2 separate regions of the Homo sapiens genome follow, and region 1 is linked to region 2. The links are chromatin loops, found by intact Hi-C in ENCODE. Cell type or tissue: OCI-LY7. All regions are shown on one strand. Links, peaks and the distances in the headings refer to the core of each region. The heading gives the core; the rest is flanking DNA.

Region 1 (10,401 bases), core at 1,887-9,886, 150 kb before region 2:
ACAATAAGGGTGTGTGTGTGTGTGTAGAGATAGGGTCTCATTCTGTTGCCCAGGCTGGAGTACAGCAGTGTGATCATAACTCATTGCAGTCTCAATCTCCTGGGCTTAAGCGATCCTCCCACCTCACCTCCTGAGTAGCTGGGACTACAGGCTTATGCCACCATGCCCAGCCAATGTTTTGGACTTTTAGTAGAGATGGGATCTCGCAATGTTGTTCCAGCTCATTTTGAACTTCTGGGCTCAAGCAATATCCCCACCTTCTCCTCCCCAAAGTGCTGGGATTACAGGCGTGAGCCATAGTGCCCAGCCTAGGAAGATTTATTATTTATTTATTAATTTTTTTTGAGATGGAGTCTTGCTCTGTCACCCAGGCTGGAGTGCAGTGGCGCCATTTCAGCACACTGCAAGCTCCGCCTCCCGGGTTCATGCCATTCTCCTGCCTCAGCCTCCCAAGTAGCTGGGACTACAGGCGCCTGCCACCACGCCTAATTTTTTTTTTTTTTTTTTTTTTGTATTTTTAGTAGAGACGGGGTTTCACCGTGTTAGCCAGGATAGTCTCGATCTCCTGACCTTGTGATCCCCCCACCTTGGCCTCCCAAAGTGCTGGGATTACAGGCGTGAGCCACCGCGCCTGGCTGAAAGATTTATTGTAAGGACTCTACTCACACAGTTATGGAGACTGGCAAGTCCAGAATCTGCTGTGTGGTTTGGCAGACTGGAGACCTAGGACAGCCAATATTGCAGTTGCAGTCTGCTGGCCAGCAGCCTGGAAACCCAGGAGAGTGGATGGTGCAGTTTCAGTCTGGAGGCAGTCTGCTAGAGAATTGCCTCTTGCTTTTTGTTGTTTTTGAGCCCTCAACTGATTGAATGAAGCCCACCCATGTTATAGGGCAAATTTTTTTTTTTTTTTTTTTGAGATAGGGTCTTGCTCTGTCACCCAGGCTGGAGTGCATTGGTGCAATCTCAGCTCACTACAACCTCCATCCACCAGACTCAAGCCATCCTCCCACCTCAGCCTCCTGAGTAGCTAGGACTGCAGGCATGCACCACCACACCCAGCTAACTTTTGTATTTTTTTTTCTGTAGAGACAGGCTATATTACCCAGGCTGGTCTCAAACTCCTGGGCTCAAGCAATCCACCCGCCTTTGCCTCCCAAAGTGATGGGATTACAGGAGTGAGCCACCATGCCTGGCCACTAGTTCACCAATTAAAATGTTAATCTCATCCAAAAACACAGTCCAAGTTGACACATAAAATGAACCATCACAGATAGTATCTACCTTATTCTTTGCCCAGGCTGGAATGCAGTGGTGCAATCTCGGCTCACTGCAACCTCCGCCTCCTGGGTTCTAGCAATTCTCCTGCCTCAGTCTCTCGAGTAACTGGGACTGCAGGCACGTGCCACTGTGCCCAGCTAATATTTTGTATTTTTAGTAGAGACAGGGTTTCACCATATTAGCCGGGATGGTCTCGATCTCCTGACGTCGTGATCTGCCCGCCTTGGGCTCCCAAAGTGCTGGGATTACAGGCTTAAGTCACTGCACCCGACACAGTATCTGCCTTATTCTTTATGTTTGGGCTTATCATCCTTGCATTCCTTAGATGTGGGTATTCAGTAAATGTGCTTTAGAACTCTGGTCCCTCTGTTTTTGTTTTCTTCTTTTATTCCTCAGACCTAACACCATCTTTCTTCTCTTAGTCCCAATACTGCATCACCAGGCCCAGCCTTTTTGAAGTGGTCATTGAGTTTGGAGGACATGGGCTTTCCGCCTAGCCTAGCCTTCTCTCAAACTACAAACCTGGAAGTGGTCATTTACATATGGAGTAGTCTTTCCTGCTTATAACTTGAAAGAAGAAGAAGAAACATTATTATTCTTGAGGATCAACCGCTCCAGCTTACTTAAGACCAAGTTTGATAACCCAGCTAGTTTAGGATTGAACTTGTGTGTGGACATGAGCTATCATCTTCTAGAATTCCTTCTTTCTGTTAGGATTATGAAACATTATGTTACTCAGTGATAGAGATAGGCAGCCAACCACACGTGCTAGAAAGTAGTTTAGTAGATCATGCGGCCAGGTGTTTGCTTCTACCCATGCTAGAATCCTCTTCATTGTTCCTTTTTTCATATCTCTAGACCAGTAGCCTTCAAACCATTTTGAAATACATCTTACGCCGTAACTTACTACACCGAAGTGATAACATACAAAATATATTCACATATGTGCAGGGAAAACTAAAGTGTCAAGTTCCTGCTTTTGTCATACTGATAAGTATCTGCCATTTCTATAACTAAAGAGCACGTGTTCTCCTAGAATAGAATATGTTTATACTGAAATGTAATGCTGCTTCAATGTAAAATTGTAATGTAAAATGTAAAATTTCAATGTAAAAACTTACTGGATTTTTTTGTGGGATATACTTTTTAACCTTAATGCATGATTCTTATAAACTATTTTAAATTAACAGTAGAAAAAGTTAATTTGTTGTATATCAATCTATATTTCAAATGTAGAACTGCCCATTAACTTATGGGTGCCTTTTTCGTTTGTGTGGGAGGAGTCCTTATGTATGACAAGATCCACAAAAACGTTATCAGTTGACAGCAACCAGCAGTCTGTGGAGGAAACCTGGAACCTCTAGTTAGAGTTCACATGAGGCAGCTCATACTACAGGCTCCATGTCCAGGTTGTCATGCTAGATTGTGGTTTCTTTATGTCTTCACTTTAGTTTGGTAGAGCTAAGGAACAGATGGTCTGTGTAACAGCATTAATCATGGGGCGGAACACTTGAGGTCAGGAGTTCAAGACCAGCCTGGCCAATATGGTGAAACCCCGTCTCTACTAAAAATACAAAAATTAGCCGGGTGTGGTGGCAGGTGCCTGTAATCCCAGCTGCCCGGGAGGCTGAGGCAGGAGAATCTCTTAAACCCAGGAGATGGAGGTTGCAGTGAGCCGAGATCACACCATTGCACTCCAGCCTGGGTGTCACAGCGAGACTCCATCTCAAAAAAAAAAAGAACATTACATGGGAATTATATGTTTCCTCTTTTTTTTAATATCACGTTTCTGCGGGTTAGAAGCAGCAAGGCTAACCTTATAACATATGTCTAGACAGATTGCTTTGAAACAGTGTTGTCCTTTCTATGTCATAGGTCCTTATTAATAAAAAGGAATTCCAGGACAAAAAAGTAGCCAATATTTTGTGTGTTAATGTAGGATATTTAGTTTATGTTAATAGTTTAGTACTTAAGAGAGCTCTGGAGACAGACCTTATGTTTGGCAATGGTTTCTTAACTATAACACCAAAAGCACAAGCAACAAGAGAAACTAAAGATAAATTGGACTTCATTAAAATTTTAAATTTTTGTGCATCAGAGGGATACTTGAGAGTGAAAAGGATGAAAGTATTCTAATGGATACTAGATATTTTGGATACTAGACCCTCATATCTGATGAGGTGTTTCTTTTTAGGTAAGGAACTCCTGCAACTCAGTAACAAAAAAGACTACCCAAATAAAAATACAGGCAAAGGGCCCAGGCTCTGTGGCTCATGCCTGTCATCCCAGCACTTTGGGAAGCTGAGGCAGGCAGAACGCTTGAGCGCAGGAGTTCAAGACTAGCCTGGACAACATGGTGAAACTCTGTCTCTACAAAAAATACAAACATTAGCTGGGTGTGGTGGCATGCACCTGTAGTGTTAGCTACTCGGTAGGCTGAGAGGTGGGAGGATTGCTTGAGCCTGTGAGGTCGAGGCTGCAGTGAACCATGATGGTGCCACAGCACTCCAGTCTCGGTGACAGAGTGAGATGCTGTCTCCACATATATACATATATGTATTTGTGTGCGTGTGTGTGTGCGCGTGTGTGCGTGTATGTGTATGCATGAGCAAAGGACTTGAATAGCCATTCATCCAAAGCAGATATACAGATGGCTAAGAAGCACATGGAAAGATGCTCAACATCCTTTGACACTAGGGAAATGCAAATTAAAACCGTGAGATACTCAGTTCACAACCACTAAGATGGTTATAATAAAAATGGAAAATAACAAATTAGCCGGGCATGGTGGTACACACCTGTAATCCCAGCTACTTGGGAGGCTGAGGCAGGAGAATCACTTGAACCCGGGAGGCGAAGGTTGCAGGGAGCTGAGATTGCGCCATTGCACTCCAGCCTGGGCGACAAGAGCAAAACTCCATCTCAAAACAAAAATGGAAAATAACAAATGTTGGTGAGGGTATAGAGAAATTGGAACCCTCATACATTGCTAGTGGGAATGTAAAATGGTACAGCTGCTGTGAAAAAATAGTTTAGTGGTGTCTCAGTAACTTTTTTTTTTTTTTCTGGAGACAGAGTTTCACTCTTGTTGCCCAGGCTGGAGTGCAGTGGCGCGATCTCGGCTCACCGCAACCTCTACCTCCTGGGTTCAAGGGATTCTCCTGCTTCAGCCTCCCGAGTAGCTGGGATTACAGGCATGCGCCACCACGCCCAGCTAATTTTGTATTTTTACTGGAGACGCGGGGCTTCTCCATGTTGGTCAGGCTGGTCTCGAATTCCCAACCTCAGGTGATCTGCCTGCCTCAGCCTCCCAAAGTGCTGGGATTACAGGCGTGAGCGACTGAGCCTGGCTGTGTCTCAGTAATTTAAACATAGAATTACCATATGACCTTGAAGTTCCCTGCCAAAAGAATAAAAAACAGGTGTTCAAACAAAAACTTTTAGATGAATATTCATAGCAACATTATTCACAATTCACAGCCAAAAGGTGAGGCAACCCAAATGTCCATTAACTGATGACTGGTTAAACAAAATATGGTATATTTACGTGATAAAATATTAGATTCAGCCATAAAAAGGAATGAAGTACAAGCTACATATGTGATACATGTTACAATGTGAATGAATCGTGAAAACATTACACTAAGTGAAAGAAGCTGGACAAAAAGATGTACATTGTGTGATTCCATTTATACAAAATATCTCAAACAGGCAGATTCATAGAAACAGAAAGTACATGGTGGTTGCCAGGGGCCAGAGAGAGAGGAAAATGGGGGATGACTGCTTAATGGATATAGGATTTCCTTTTAGGGTGATGAAAATGTTCTAAGATTAGATAGTGGTGATGGTTGTTGTACAACATCGTGGATGTACTAAATACCGTGGAATTGTACATTTTAAAATGGTTAGAATGGTGAATTTTATGTTAAGGGGATTTTGTCACATAGAGGAAAAAAAAAATACCTGCCACCAGGTATTTGCAGATGGCCGGAAGTATAGAGCCAGAGCTAGATACACACATACACACCCTAAACTTGCAGAGGCTTCCATTGGCCCAAGATAGGAAAATTTGAGCAAAAAGACAGTAATTACAAATGGTTGAAATCCATCAAAAGTGTTTAAATCCATGAATTTAAAAAGATCTGTTCTTATGAGTTACAGCTGCATAACAGGCCACCTTGAGCTTGGGGTAAAATAACAGTATTTATTGCCTTACTCAGTTCTGGAAAATTTTTGCTCAGAGACCCTCATGAAGTTGCAGTCAGATAGTTACTAGGTCTACAGTCATCCCCAAGTCTTCTTTACTCTCATGTGTGGCAGTAAATACTGGCTGCAGCTGACACCTCAGCAGGGACTGTTGGCTGGATCACCCATCTGTGGCATCTTTAAGTGTCTGGACTTCCATACACTTTGGTGGCTGGGTTCCAAGGGCAAGTGTGACAAGAGGCAGAGCTAGGTAGAAGCTGTATCCTTTTTATGTCTTAGTCTCAGGAGTTACAGAGCATCACTTTCACTGCCTTCTATTAGTGAATTAGTAACAAAGGCCTGCCCTTGTTTAAGGGAAGTGTACATAAAACTTATTATTGTTGGGAGAGGGGCACGTTTCTGGAACAGCATGTGGTATAGGAAGTATTGTTGCAGTCAATTTTGGATATTATCCTCAGCCTTCTGGACCCAACTGACATCCCTCCCACATGCACATCCCTCCCACTCACAACCTTCTCCAAGACTCTCCAGAGTCTAATGCCATCAAAGCATCAGCATTAGGAACAAGATCTTGTCATCTGAATCAGATCCTACTATGGATAAGACATCTTGAATGTGGTCCCTAGGGTATAGCTTCTTAAACACTTTTTTTGGTGATCTAAAGCCCTGTAAACTAAAGAGACAAATTATCTGCTCCCCATACATTCAGCATATGGTGGTATGACAGACACAGGATAATCACTCTAGACACTCCTATTCAAAAAGGCAGAAACTAAGAGGCACACAGCAGTCACCATTCCATAACAAGTGTAAAATTCAGCTGGCCCTATGTTTCTAATTCCTTGATGAGAGCTCAGTCCTACTGCTTGGGAATGATTCTCCTCAGCTCTTGGTTCTACCCTTTGGGCTCCTGGTTTTACACTTGAATTATTCTTCCGTTTCCAGAATATGTTGTCTGTTACAGCTGAATTGTTTCACAGCCTACTTCCTGTCTGTAGAAGTTTGTCTAGAAGCTTCTTTTCATTTTGTCCTCTTTTTCACTTTAAATATAAGCCAGCATGTTTTTTATTGACACAATTCTCAACAAGTTTGTGGGTTTCCTGTGAATCTTAATGGGATTTTCTTCATTAGATGCATGATACACATCTTATCAAGATAAGCCCTTCTCCATTTTGGGCTTCCTGTGAGGCTGCTGTAGGTAACACCTTTAATGTTCTGAGTAACCTTATTGATTCAATAGAATCTGGGAAACACATCCTTATGATTCTTAGAGGGCCTTTTCCTCAAGGTAAAAAGACTCTCTGAGGGGCACCTCCTTAGATCTTTTTGAGATCTCAAAGTATCTTTTGGTCACACACTAGATTTGATCTTTGGCTTGAAGCCCTTCTCTATTTGAGAATCTATTTGAAAACAATAAGCAGTTTTATTTTTGAACCCACCAAATCCTGACTCTTTTATATTTCCTTTAAATTTTGCTTGAAAGCAAAACAGGTTTTTGTTTTGTTTTTTAATGCTTATCTCTGTCCTTATCATACTCAGCTAAAAGAAACCAGTTAGCGCTTGTGATGAACACTATACTTGGAACTCTTTTGTTTTTTTTTTTTTAAGACAGAGTCTGGCTCTGTCACCCAGGCTGGCGCAATCTCGGCTCACTGCAAGCTCTGCCTCCCGGGTTCATGCTGCCTCAGCCTCCCGAGTAGCTGGGACTACAGGCGCACACTGCCACGCCCGGCTAATTTTCTGTATTTTTAGTAGAGACGGGGTTTCACCATGTTCAGCAGGATGGTCTCAATCTCCTGACCTTGTGATCCGCCCGCTTCGGCCTCCCAAAGTGCTGGGATTACAGGCGTAAGCCATCGCGCCTGGCCTACTTGGAACTCTTTAGCCAAGTACGTCAGTTCATTAGGTGTAGCTACAGCTATACTTAATTTTCTATTTTCCATGTCTGTCATTACAGATGACAGTTTTGATAAACTTCTGTCACTACATAACAAGAATATCTTTTCCTCCAGGTTCCAAAATTTTTTTTTTTTTTTGCTTTTCTTTAAGCCCTCACCAACAGGCTCTGGAAGGCCATTAGGCTTCTGCTCACAGTCTCTTCAAGGTTCTTCAGCTTCTGCCGCCCCCAACACCAGTCCCAAAGTCATGACCTCGTGTTTATGTTTTGTTGCAGTAGCACCCCTCTTCTAGGTATAAACATATGTTTGGTTATCTGTAGCTGTGTAACAGACCACCCTAAACTTAGTGGTATTAAATAGCAGTGTAATTATAATTATTATATTAACAATAACAAACGTATTAATATATAAATTATGTAAATAAAAATTACTCAGTGCTTTGAGAGGCCAAGGTAGGAGGATTGCTTGAGGCCATGAGTTCAAAACTAGCTTGGGTAACATAGCAGACCTGGCTCTATAAAAAACAAGAACAAAAATATTAGCTGGGTATGGTGGGCATGTGCCTGTAGTCCCAGCTACTCAGGGGGCTGAGGCTGGAGGATCACTTGAGCCCAGGAGTTAGAGGTTACAGTGAGCTATGATCATACCACTGCATTCCACAACCTTGGCAACAGAGCAAGACTCAGTCTCTTAAAAAAAAAATTATTTATATGCTTGAAACACTCTATTTCTGTATTTTCACCCCTCAGATTGTCAATGATGAAAAAAAAATGATACAATACAGTGTGTTGGAGAAAATGTGGGAAAACATACTTTCATATTACTAGAGGGCAGTTTGGCTAATTTGGCAGTATTAATCAACGTGGCAAATTTTACTTTTAAGAATAGACCCAAAATTGTGTATACAGTGTTACTCAGGTAGCATTATTTATTTTAACAAAAATTTAGAAAAAACCTCAGTGTCCCTCAATAGGGGCTGGTTAACAATTAAACATTAAGTAACAATGGAATACCAAATCATGAAATCCCTTGGGAAGCTTTTCACGTACTGATATACAGTGATTTAAAATATATATCCTTGAACTTTAATAGAGAATTGCGTGTATATTATGGTATCATTTGTGTAAAGGTGGGGAAAGTCAGGAGAATATGCACATTTGAATAAATATACATAAAATGTCTCTGGATAAATAAGAAACTGACAGTGTCAGTTGCCTATGGCAAGCATGGGGTGGCTGGGGAAAGAAGTATGAGGAAGATTTTACTCTATGCATATTTAAACTTTTAAAATTATTATTTAAAACCTCAGATTTTAAATTTATTTAGTATTAGGAGCTTTTAACTTATAGTCAAAACACATTCTGTCAAAGGGAGGATGGAGAGTCAAGATAAAAGAAAATAGAAGGTAGATAAAGAAACATTTAAAAATACTGATGCTGGGCGTGGTTGTTCATGCCTGTAATTCCAACACTTTGGGAGGCCGTGGCAGGAGAATAGGTTGAGACCAGGAGTTCGAGACCAGCCTGGTCAACATAGCAAGACCTGGTCTCTACAAACAACAAAAAAAATTATTTAAAGAAAAACTGATGTGACTTTGGGTAGTCTGAAACTCTAGTATTAAATTTGTCCCTGATTTCCTGGAGTCAGTTATCCATTGTGCTTGCTGCTTGATACTCCAGTTAGCTAATTATCCACTGTTGACAGTGCCTTAACTTTTTACCTGAATACCTATTTATACCTAGACAGATAAAAAATGCAACCTTAAATATAATACAACTTCAGTGGCCTCTTAATATTTTCTCCCTAAGTCACAAAAATGGAATTGTTGACATATAAAAATAGATGCATTTCTGTTTACAATTTCATACTACTTTACAGAATAGAAGGAAAACACCCTTTTCTATTAAAAATGGTTCAAAAATGTTGGGAATTCTACAGGGTAGGTAATAATTGAAATACTGGGTTTTTTTTGTTTGTTTGGTATTTTTTGTTTTTGTTTTTGTTTTTTTTTTTAAGGGGAGTGGAGGAGACAGGGTCTCATTCTATTGCCCAGGCTGGAGTGGAGTGACACAGTCTTGGCTCATTGCAACCTCCACCTCCGGGGCTCAAGCTCAAGTGATTCTCATGCCTCAGCCTCCCAAGTATCTGGGACTATAGGCACATGCCACCAAACCTGGCTAATTTTTGTATTTGTAGTAGAGATGGAGTTTTGCCATGTTGCCAAGGCTGGTTCTGACGTCCTGGGCTCAAGCAATCCCCGCCTGCGCCGCTCACCCTCGCCAGCCTCCCAAAGTGCTGGGATTACAGGCATGAGCCACCATGTCAATAATTGAAATACTTTTTAATACCAGTTGTATCTGCTTTACATATTTTAAAACATCTGATTTGTTTTTTTGTTTTTCAAAATGTATGACTGCATTAGTTAGCTGTTTACCTCTAGGCTTTGGCCAGTAGAGTGTAAATTATAACTAGAGTAATTTCATGTGTCCTATGATCATGTGATAGATTTTCCTAAAACTATAGATACTTTTAAAAGGAAGTTTGTGTTATTCTGATATTCGTTAAATACAATTTCATTAAAGAACCTAGAAAAAGCATTTTTCCTCTTGTTGCAGTTTGATTTTTCCTAGTATTTTTTAAAAAGATACTTTTATGGATTTGATAAGTGTAAATTTTCAAATTAATAGGTATGAATGGTTTAAAGTTTATGAAAACCTTCCCCAATAGTATTTAGATGCTTGTTCATTTGCTTAATTTAGGAGATCCACATATTTATTATTAAGAAATATTTAGGTGTATTTTACTCTTATTAAAACCAATCACAAGCCATATAGCCCTGATCATTTGTTTTTATGTAAGGATAGACTAGTTATATGGGGACAGGTGTACTTGAACATTTACAACATTAATTAAAATGTTTTTCTTAAAATGGTTGGCTTTTAGACTAACAATATGCTAAGATAAACCAAAAATCAGCTTTTAAATGAATGCCTCTAGGAGTTGACCAGCTGCATAGTTA
Region 2 (8,000 bases), core at 1-8,000:
GTGGGAATTTGAAGATTAGAGGGATCTTTTGCCTAGGAAAAACGAGTCCAGAAAGAGGTAGAGGTTTCAGTTTTCTGGTTTCGGGCAGCATTGACAGTCTGTGGTGTCTGCTCCTGACCCCTGCCACAACCCCCACCCTGACCCCCCACCACCGTCTCTAGGTTGAGGACCTTGCTGCAGCTGAAGTGGCAGCGCTCACTGTGTGAGCCGGGCGAGGCTGTGGGCCTGCTGGCTGCCCAGAGCATCGGAGAGCCCTCCACCCAGATGACCCTCAACACCTTCCACTTTGCAGGCAGAGGCGAGATGAACGTCACCCTGGGCATTCCAAGGTGTGGGGCACAAGGGAGCACAGGGTGGGGTCTGTCCTAGCCTCTCCTGGAGAAGGGGCCATTTAATGAGAGGGGGTGAGTGAGTGTGTGTGAATGAGAGAGTGTGTCTGTGTGAGAGAGGGACAGGGTCTCATTAAAGTGGGGATCAGGGTTAGAATTTCCAGAGCCCAGCTGGTTTCTTTGGTGCCCAGGCCTGGTAGGATCTCCATTTATTCCTCTGCCAACTCCTGCATCCACGTTCCTGGGGATGCCTGTGAGACTGCACACTGCTGGGGGAAGGACTCAGGAACGTACATTGTTAACAAGCCCCACACAAGGTGCCTGGTTGCCCAACTCCAGGGGAGCCATTCACATAGAACGTGCCCCCACGTGGCCCTGGGCCCTGGCCCTTCAGGTAAATATATGTGCTGGACAAGGGGAATGAGTGTGGGGTCAGACCCATCTGCATTCAGTCCCTGGCCCTGCCTTTTTCTAGCAGAAAGACTCTGGACAGGTACCTCACTTTCCAAACCTCAGGGGGTCCTTCTGTGGAAGGCCAGAGGCTGGGACCCACTATACATCCAGGCAGTGAGGGCTGGCTGAGCTCAGCAGGAGCACTGTGGGTGCTAGTTGCCTTCCCTGCATCGCTTGTTCATTCAGTAAGCGTCAGCAGGCACCTGTTGTTTGCAAGGCACAGGTGATAGGAAACAAGAATCAGACAAAGCCCTGAGCACAAGGAGTGGGCCCTCCAGGGAGGAAACTGACAGGGGAGTCCCTTACTGTTGCACACGAGGCCAGAGCTGGGATTCTCTGATCTAGCATATTATCCCTGTGAGATCCCCAGGCCTCTCTCAGATTCCAAAAGAACTCTGACATCATTAGGAGAAGCTGCACCCAAACAGAAGGTCTGGTTGCCACTCATGATTGGATGTGCCCTTATTCTGTGACAGGTTGCGGGAGATTCTCATGGTGGCCAGCGCCAACATCAAGACACCCATGATGAGCGTGCCCGTGCTCAACACCAAGAAAGCCCTGAAGAGAGTGAAAAGCCTGAAGAAGCAACTCACCAGGGTGTGCTTGGGGGAGGTAACGTCTCTCCTTCCCAGGTTGCAGACGGGGTGAAGGCATGTTCCTATATCCTCCCCATGTGTGAAGAACAGGCTTTGCTTACTGCTCTGACCCTAGGCTCAGATTCCCACCAATGAGAGATAAGCTGTCTCTGCCAGGTGCTGAGCAGAGATGGATCAGGAAGCTTTTAAGAGAGTCATTAGTTCCACAGCATCCTCCTGTGCCTGAAAAATAAACCATTTCCTGAGTTTGCCTACCCGCTCTGCTGAGGCCACTCCTAGGAGGTTCAGGCCACTCTCTGGAGGTGACTGCAGGCTGTGGGCCCCCCAGCAGATCCACACCAGTATAGCTCACCAGGGTTTCTTTGGGGTTTGGCCTGTGGTCTCAGCTGCTATCTCTGTAAACCCTTGGGTCTCGTAACCCACTCACATTGCGCAGTCACCTAGGACCTGAACAAGTCAAGTTCTCTCTGTCCGTCTGGTTCCAGGTGTTGCAGAAAATTGACGTCCAGGAGTCCTTCTGTATGGAAGAAAAACAGAACAAATTCCAGGTGTACCAGCTGCGGTTTCAGTTCCTGCCACATGCATATTACCAGCAGGAGAAGTGCCTGAGACCCGAGGACATCCTGCGCTTCATGGAAACAAGGTCAGGGCTCAGGCTGTGATTGTCATTGACCTTGACCCAGAGAATGCGCTTGAACTGGGGCAGGAAGCACCTAGCCACAAGGCTCCTAGAGATTGAGTGCCTTTGCCCAAATGAGCCCTTCAAGGGAAGTGTTTAGGAAGCAGAGGGCCTTGCAGCCTGATCTGGAAACCTGACCACAGTCTGGCTTGTGGGTATGACTTTCTTAGCCACACGTCACTCCCTGAGCCCATTTCTTCTCTTGGGTTGACGTCAGGATTGTTGTCTTCTGGGGCTTGCAGGCATTAAGACATGGAAATGTGGGTGTGGTAAAGAGAAGGGAGCACCATCAAAGCGGTGCTTCTGTGGTGTCGGAGCAGCACATGCTGTTAATGTTTGCTAGGGTGTTACTGCAGGCAGTATAATGTGGTTCCTGATGCATTTAGATTCTGTGAATAATGAACAATGTGCGGGTGGCACGCTGCTGTTAGATCTCCATTCTATAACCAGGATTGCCTCCAGAGAAATTCGAGTTCCTGTCCCGAGTTCCTGTCCAGTAGGGAAAAGGAACTTTTGTCTCAAGTTCAAGTTACTGTTAGATATTTGAAAAGCAGAGGCCACAATGCTGAGTTCCGGGGAGCAGGAGGATGGGCTTTTTGGGGACTGGGGCAAGACTGGAAGAGCCCACGAAGCATTTTTGACTCACCAGCTAACCCTAGACGGTGAAGTGTGAACACAAAAAGGCTGCATAGCCCAGCAGGTGACAGGCCAGTGAAGCAGGCTTGGAGGCCCCCGGCAGACTGAAGAGTGTGGAACCTGTCTCAAGGGGCACCTGTTACTATGCAGGAATGGAGGCCCGGGGGGCCACATCTTTTGATTTAAAAAGAAAGAAAACAAGCTTCCCACCCCCTACGTTTTTTTCTTTCTTGGGTCACTTGTTTACTTGCCTTTGCTTTTATATAATTGAGGTCTCCTGACTTTTAAACATCAGCAACTAATTCATGTGTTTTTAAAAGCCCAGTAAGGCCCAGATGGTTCTCATCTGTTGCAGGATCTGGCCACAGGCCACTGACCACTGCCTCTAATCTAGACCAGTTCTTGGTCTTCTGGGAGCTGCTCAGATAGAGAAGCAATGACAGAGCAGAAGCAGAAAGCTCCCTGCACTCAGCCATCCCACAAACACATACTGAGCCATGCCCATTCGTCGCTGAGTCACGGGGGCAGGCGTGGGCAACACAGTACGACTTTTCTGCCCTCAGCCCTCTGCCCTCTCACCTTATGGGGCCTGGCCTCGAGCCAGCCCTCTGTGCAGGTGGCATTTGGGATGGTGGGTCTTGGGGTGGAGGAGCTTGGATGTGAACTCAGTCCTTTGGACGGGGGTCACTGGCCAGGTGCTTCCTGCCCCAGTTCACGAGCCCTGGGTGAAGTTGTTGTTGGCTGGGCCTCAGGAGCACCTGCGTTGGTGCCAGCCTGGGCTGAGAACATTCCTTCTGTCGAGTGGTCCTCTGTGCTATCTGGGCACTGGGCAGAGTGGCAGGGGAGTGCTGTGTGCACCCGCCTGCCAGCTCCTTAATTAACAGCGAGGAACATAACTACCAAGTGCAGGGGGCGTTTGTGCTGGCCTGGCAGTGGTTTTCTGGGAAATGGGAATTCAGATTTCATGGCCTCTAGAGAATAACTAAGGGTGGACGGAGTTAGATGTTTTGCCCCAGTTCTGTTCACAGGAGGCCCAGGCCAGCCCAGCAGGTAGGTCGGCATGAGGCTGGCGCCAGCCCATGCTGGGGTTCTTTTTACTTATATTACCTCATGGAATTGAAAATAGGAAATCACTTTTTAAGACTTCTTCCTGATGAGGGACAGCCCTGGCTTGTTCCCAGCCGTGAAGTACTTTTTCAACTCCTCCCTGTGTTTTGCTTGTGAACTTGAAAATCTGTGATAAATAAAGCCATGCGCAGTAGCTTTTGGTGGAGGTGGCCTCAAGGACTCAGCAGAATGGGGCTGAGGGGTTAGGCAGAGCTAAAAGATGGGGCAGTGGATGAGCTGGGTGCGGTCTGGACTCCCTTTGTCAGGCCCCAGGCAGCAGAGCAGCTGTGTTCAGGCCTCTGGCCGCCCACAGGAAATGGGAGGAAGTGTGAGTGCACTTTCAAAAGAGCAGCCAACCCCCAAGAAGCTTTTTCTCCTTCCTTTCTCCCATCCCTCCCCCTTCCTTCCTCTCTGCCACCCTCTTTTTCTTTCTCTTTGCCCCCACCCTCCCTTCTCCCAGCTGTGGAGTCATGAGACCCTTGACAGAGCCTGGAGAAAAACAGCACGAGACAGATGGTTCCCTAGGTAGAGATATACAAGCGTAGAAGGCCCCCCAGATCTCTGCACTGGCACCCATCACATGGGCTGTTTGTGTAAATTGTCTGGCAGGTGGCAGGGGAGATGAAGTGGAAAGAGCACTGAGCTAGGAGTTAGGGGCTGTAAGTTTTGGCCTCCGGTCCCCAGCCATGAAAAGACCCAGCTGACAGTCTGTAATTGTAGCTTCTGTGAATCTGACTTTCCAAACAGCAGGTGGTGGAGCTGTTGCCAGGCGCGTTCAGAAACCGCCAGGGGTCATGTGCTCTGTTTGTAATTATTTACGTGGGACGGGAGGCTTCTCTGCCCCTGCCCCTCCTGTTCCCTTTCTGTTGCTACATTCAGGTGAGCTGCACAACCTTGAGAAGGCAGTCACTGTGGGCCGTTAGTTCCCCTGCTCTTGGCAAAACCATAGAAGGGCAAATTGCACCTCCAGGAAAACTGGCACACTGGTCACATGCCTACCACTTACTCACCAGCCATTCATTCTGCCTTCTCACCTCCTTCCCTCCTACGTTCTCCACAAGTCCTGGTCACCAAAAGAGGCAGGGAAGGCAGAAGGCATCCCCAACTGGGGGAATCAGGGAGGGCTTCTTGGAGGAGTTACAGCTGCTGAGGCCTGGCCTTGAAGGATGAGTACAGCTTCAGTAGGTAGATATTGGCCAGGGAAGTTACTGGCAGAGTGAGCCGCTCAAGCAAAGGCCCAAAGGGTGCACAGGGTGGAGGGAGCAGATGGGCAGTTAGAGTTGAGGCCAGATGTGAAATGCTGGGGGCAAAAGCATCAGAGCCGTGACATTGCCACAAGTTGAGACAGGCTGGGGCGCCCAGCTGAGGGAAGCAGCCCTGTGTGTGGCAGCAGCTGAGCCCCGCACCCCCACTCCGCCTCATTCCATCTCCTCTGCTCTGCACAGTAGCCTCGGGTGCAGAGTGAGAGTGATCCCATGTTGCAGATGAGATCAAGGCCCTCCTCTCCAGTCTGTGGCAGGTCAGGACTTTAACCTGAACCTGTCCTTACAGAAACATCTCTCCCACCCCCTCTTTCCAGTGGGATTGTATCTTTCTAAAGTCAAGCCCGGCCTTCTCTCATCTGGCTATCCTGTTCCTGTCCCCAGTGCCTGGTAAACAAGCTCTTCTCTGGATTAATGGATGAGGGGGCTTTTTTTTCTGCCAAGGGCAAACCACGTACACCTTTAAAAAGTTAAAAAATAATATTGGGGTCTGGGTGCAGTGGCTTACCCTTGTAATTCCAGCACTTTGGGAGGCCAAGGCAGGTGGATCACCTGAGGTCAGGAGTCCACAATCAGCCTGGCCAACATGGTGAAACCCCGTTTCTACTAAAAATAGAAAAATTAGTCGGGCATGGTGGTGCATGCCTGTAATCCCAGCTACTCAGAAGGCTGAGGCATGAGAATCGTTTGAATCCGGGAGGCGGAGGTTGCAGTGAGCCGAGGTCGCACCACTGCACTCCAGCCTGGGGGATAGAGAGACTCCATCTCGGGACGGTGGGGGGAACTAATAATAATAATATTAGGGAAGATGAGTGGCATTCTTTTGTTTTTAATGAGCAAAATAGTATACATTTGACCTGCCTACTTTTTCAAATGAAGACTCTAAGCTCCTTGAGGGCCTGGAGTCTGTCTTTTCGTCCTTGCTTTGCCACCAGGGCTGGCACATGCTGGGCACAGTATAGGCGCTCAGAGAAAGTGGGACGGCTGGCTGGATGTGTGAGGGACCCGATTCTCACAGTCACAAGCAGCCCTTTTTGGTGTGCTATTCTGGCCTGTTGGAAAAGACAGGCAGGGGGTTACATGAGGAAAGAAGTGGTATGGAGGGGACAGGGTGGATCCTAAGAGGCCCTAAAAATAGATGGCTCTGGAGGAAGTGGCAGGGGGCCAGGTTCTGAGCTTCAGGTTGGTTCTTTTAAATTGGTGTGGTTCTAACTTGTTGACACGATTCATTGCCACAAGCTAAGTTATCTCTGCCCTTCGAAATTTTGATGAGCCCTTCCGAAGTCCTCGTTCTTTCGTCACATTGCCGGGGCTCCCACACCAAGGGAGTTCTCTGGCCAGAGCAACACCACCTTCTGGAGATGCTGCAGGTTGTGGGCAGGGGAAGGTCCTAGTCCTGGGTGGGGTTCCCCTCTCCTACAGTAGATTCTGCCTTCCTTGTTAGAGGACGACCACAGCGGCACCTACAACTGTCCTTCACCAAGCACGCACTCTGCCAGGCGCTGTGAGAGGAATCAGACATAGGGTTGTTTCTCATCATTAGCAAACAAGATTGCAGAATACGTAGTAATTCCCATATTTTCTAGACAATGGGGCTTAAAGCTGAGGAAGCTGCCTGTCCTACTCATACCCCGGGAGTGGCAGTGCACCTATTGAGACCAGGCCTGTTGGACTGTGGAACCGGTGTTCCTGATACGCCAGAGACGGTTCCAAAACAGCGGGTAGGGACAAGTGAGTGGCTAGGAGAGGCTGGGCCTCCATCTCGTGCACTGATCCCCTGTGGGAATCCCTCAGCGTCCTATCCCCCAAATGAGGGTAGGGCTGGACATGCTGGTACTGCACAGGGCTTTTTGGCTTTCTTCTTGTTTTAGATTCTTTAAACTTCTGATGGAATCCATCAAAAAGAAGAATAATAAAGCATCAGCTTTCAGGAACGTAAACACTCGAAGAGCTACACAGCGGGATCTGGACAACGCTGGGGAGTTGGGGAGGAGTCGGGTGAGTGAGTCCCCGGGGGTCACTAGAGTTGCACAGGGACAGCCCCCAGACTGGGCAGGCTCTGTGCCTATTCTCTGTGCTCCTCCAGCCCCATCCTGGTGCTGGCCCATCTCCTACCTATCTCAGCTTTTACCTGCTGTTCTGAGAGCCCAGAAGCAGCATTCACTTCTTGGCCTGATGGGCCAGGCAAGCGAGGCTGCCAGGCAGCATGGTGTAGCCAGCCCCGGGGCAGGCCTCCGCATCATAGCTCTGCTCTCCAAGAGCCCGCTGTAAGTGGTCTTCATCCTGAGGAGGGACTCGAGGTCATGGCGTGCGCTGAGCCTTTGAAAGTTCTTTTTCCGGTTTCCTTTGGCTCTGCCTTCGACTTGCCCAGGCAAGATGAACTGAGGCCCACCAGGGCACTGGCAGGGACCAGAGAGGTATCTGGAAGCAGAGAAGTTGGGCTGCAGTGACAAAAAGGGGAAGAGGGAAAAAACCAGTAGGAGCAAAATAGTCCAGGAATAAATAATCAGATATCTGCCAGGAGACCCAGGAGCAGGCCAGACCTGAGGGTGGTGTGGGAGCAGGTCCCTGGGTGCCATCTGAGCCAGCAGCCAGCCTGCTTGGGTTGGGGATGATGTGGACTGGGACTACCCCCAACCAGCTCTGTGGTCTCAGTTGTGTCACCCTTCTCTGGGTCTGTCTTCTCACCCCTAAAATGAGGGGCTGGCCTACACCAGGGAAAATGCTAGGTCTCTCCTGCTCCGTGAGTTCACCTGCTAGCTCACTCAAGCACAAGCGGGTGTGGACTATCTTTAGAATGCTGCCTGGTCTTGATTCTTAATTCACCCAGAAGGAGAGTATAAAAAACTAGGAGCCAAGTTCAGGAGGAGAAAGGAAGAGATACTCAGTATTCTACAAGATAACCCTTCCTTCTCATCCCCACCTGCAACTGGGTTTG

What was found. Peaks named below come from ENCODE experiments on the same cell type or tissue, not always from the same donor. Only the 100,000 strongest peaks of a DNase experiment are listed, where the experiment ranks them.
Region 1: it touches region 2 in a loop (3-fold over the local background); 7 of 110 quality-filtered maps call a loop at or near these places.

What each region holds. Positions count from the first base shown.
Region 1 is chr2:86,181,858-86,192,258 of GRCh38, reverse strand. The region is part of intron 1 of IMMT (inner membrane mitochondrial protein); the gene reads left to right. Among named protein-coding and RNA genes, the nearest start is that of MIR4779, 6.0 kb to the left of the region's middle. In OCI-LY7, for the core only: no CTCF peak of the experiment used is centred there; DNase peaks (open chromatin) are centred at 5,686 and 6,478; H3K4me3 peaks cover 1,453 bases; H3K27ac peaks cover 2,682 bases.
Region 2 is chr2:86,032,721-86,040,720 of GRCh38, reverse strand. POLR1A (RNA polymerase I subunit A) reads left to right here. Exons shown (of 34, transcript NM_015425.6): 25 at 162-329; 26 at 1,259-1,394; 27 at 1,864-2,021; 28 at 6,934-7,060. Among named protein-coding and RNA genes, the nearest start is that of POLR1A, 69 kb to the left of the region's middle. RefSeq lists enhancers at 1,264-1,394, 4,743-4,802 and silencers at 4,023-4,072, 6,797-7,000. In OCI-LY7, for the core only: a CTCF peak has its summit at 4,567 (motif pointing right); DNase peaks (open chromatin) are centred at 990, 3,400, 4,080, 4,530 and 3 weaker places; H3K4me3 peaks cover 2,540 bases; H3K27ac peaks cover 6,569 bases.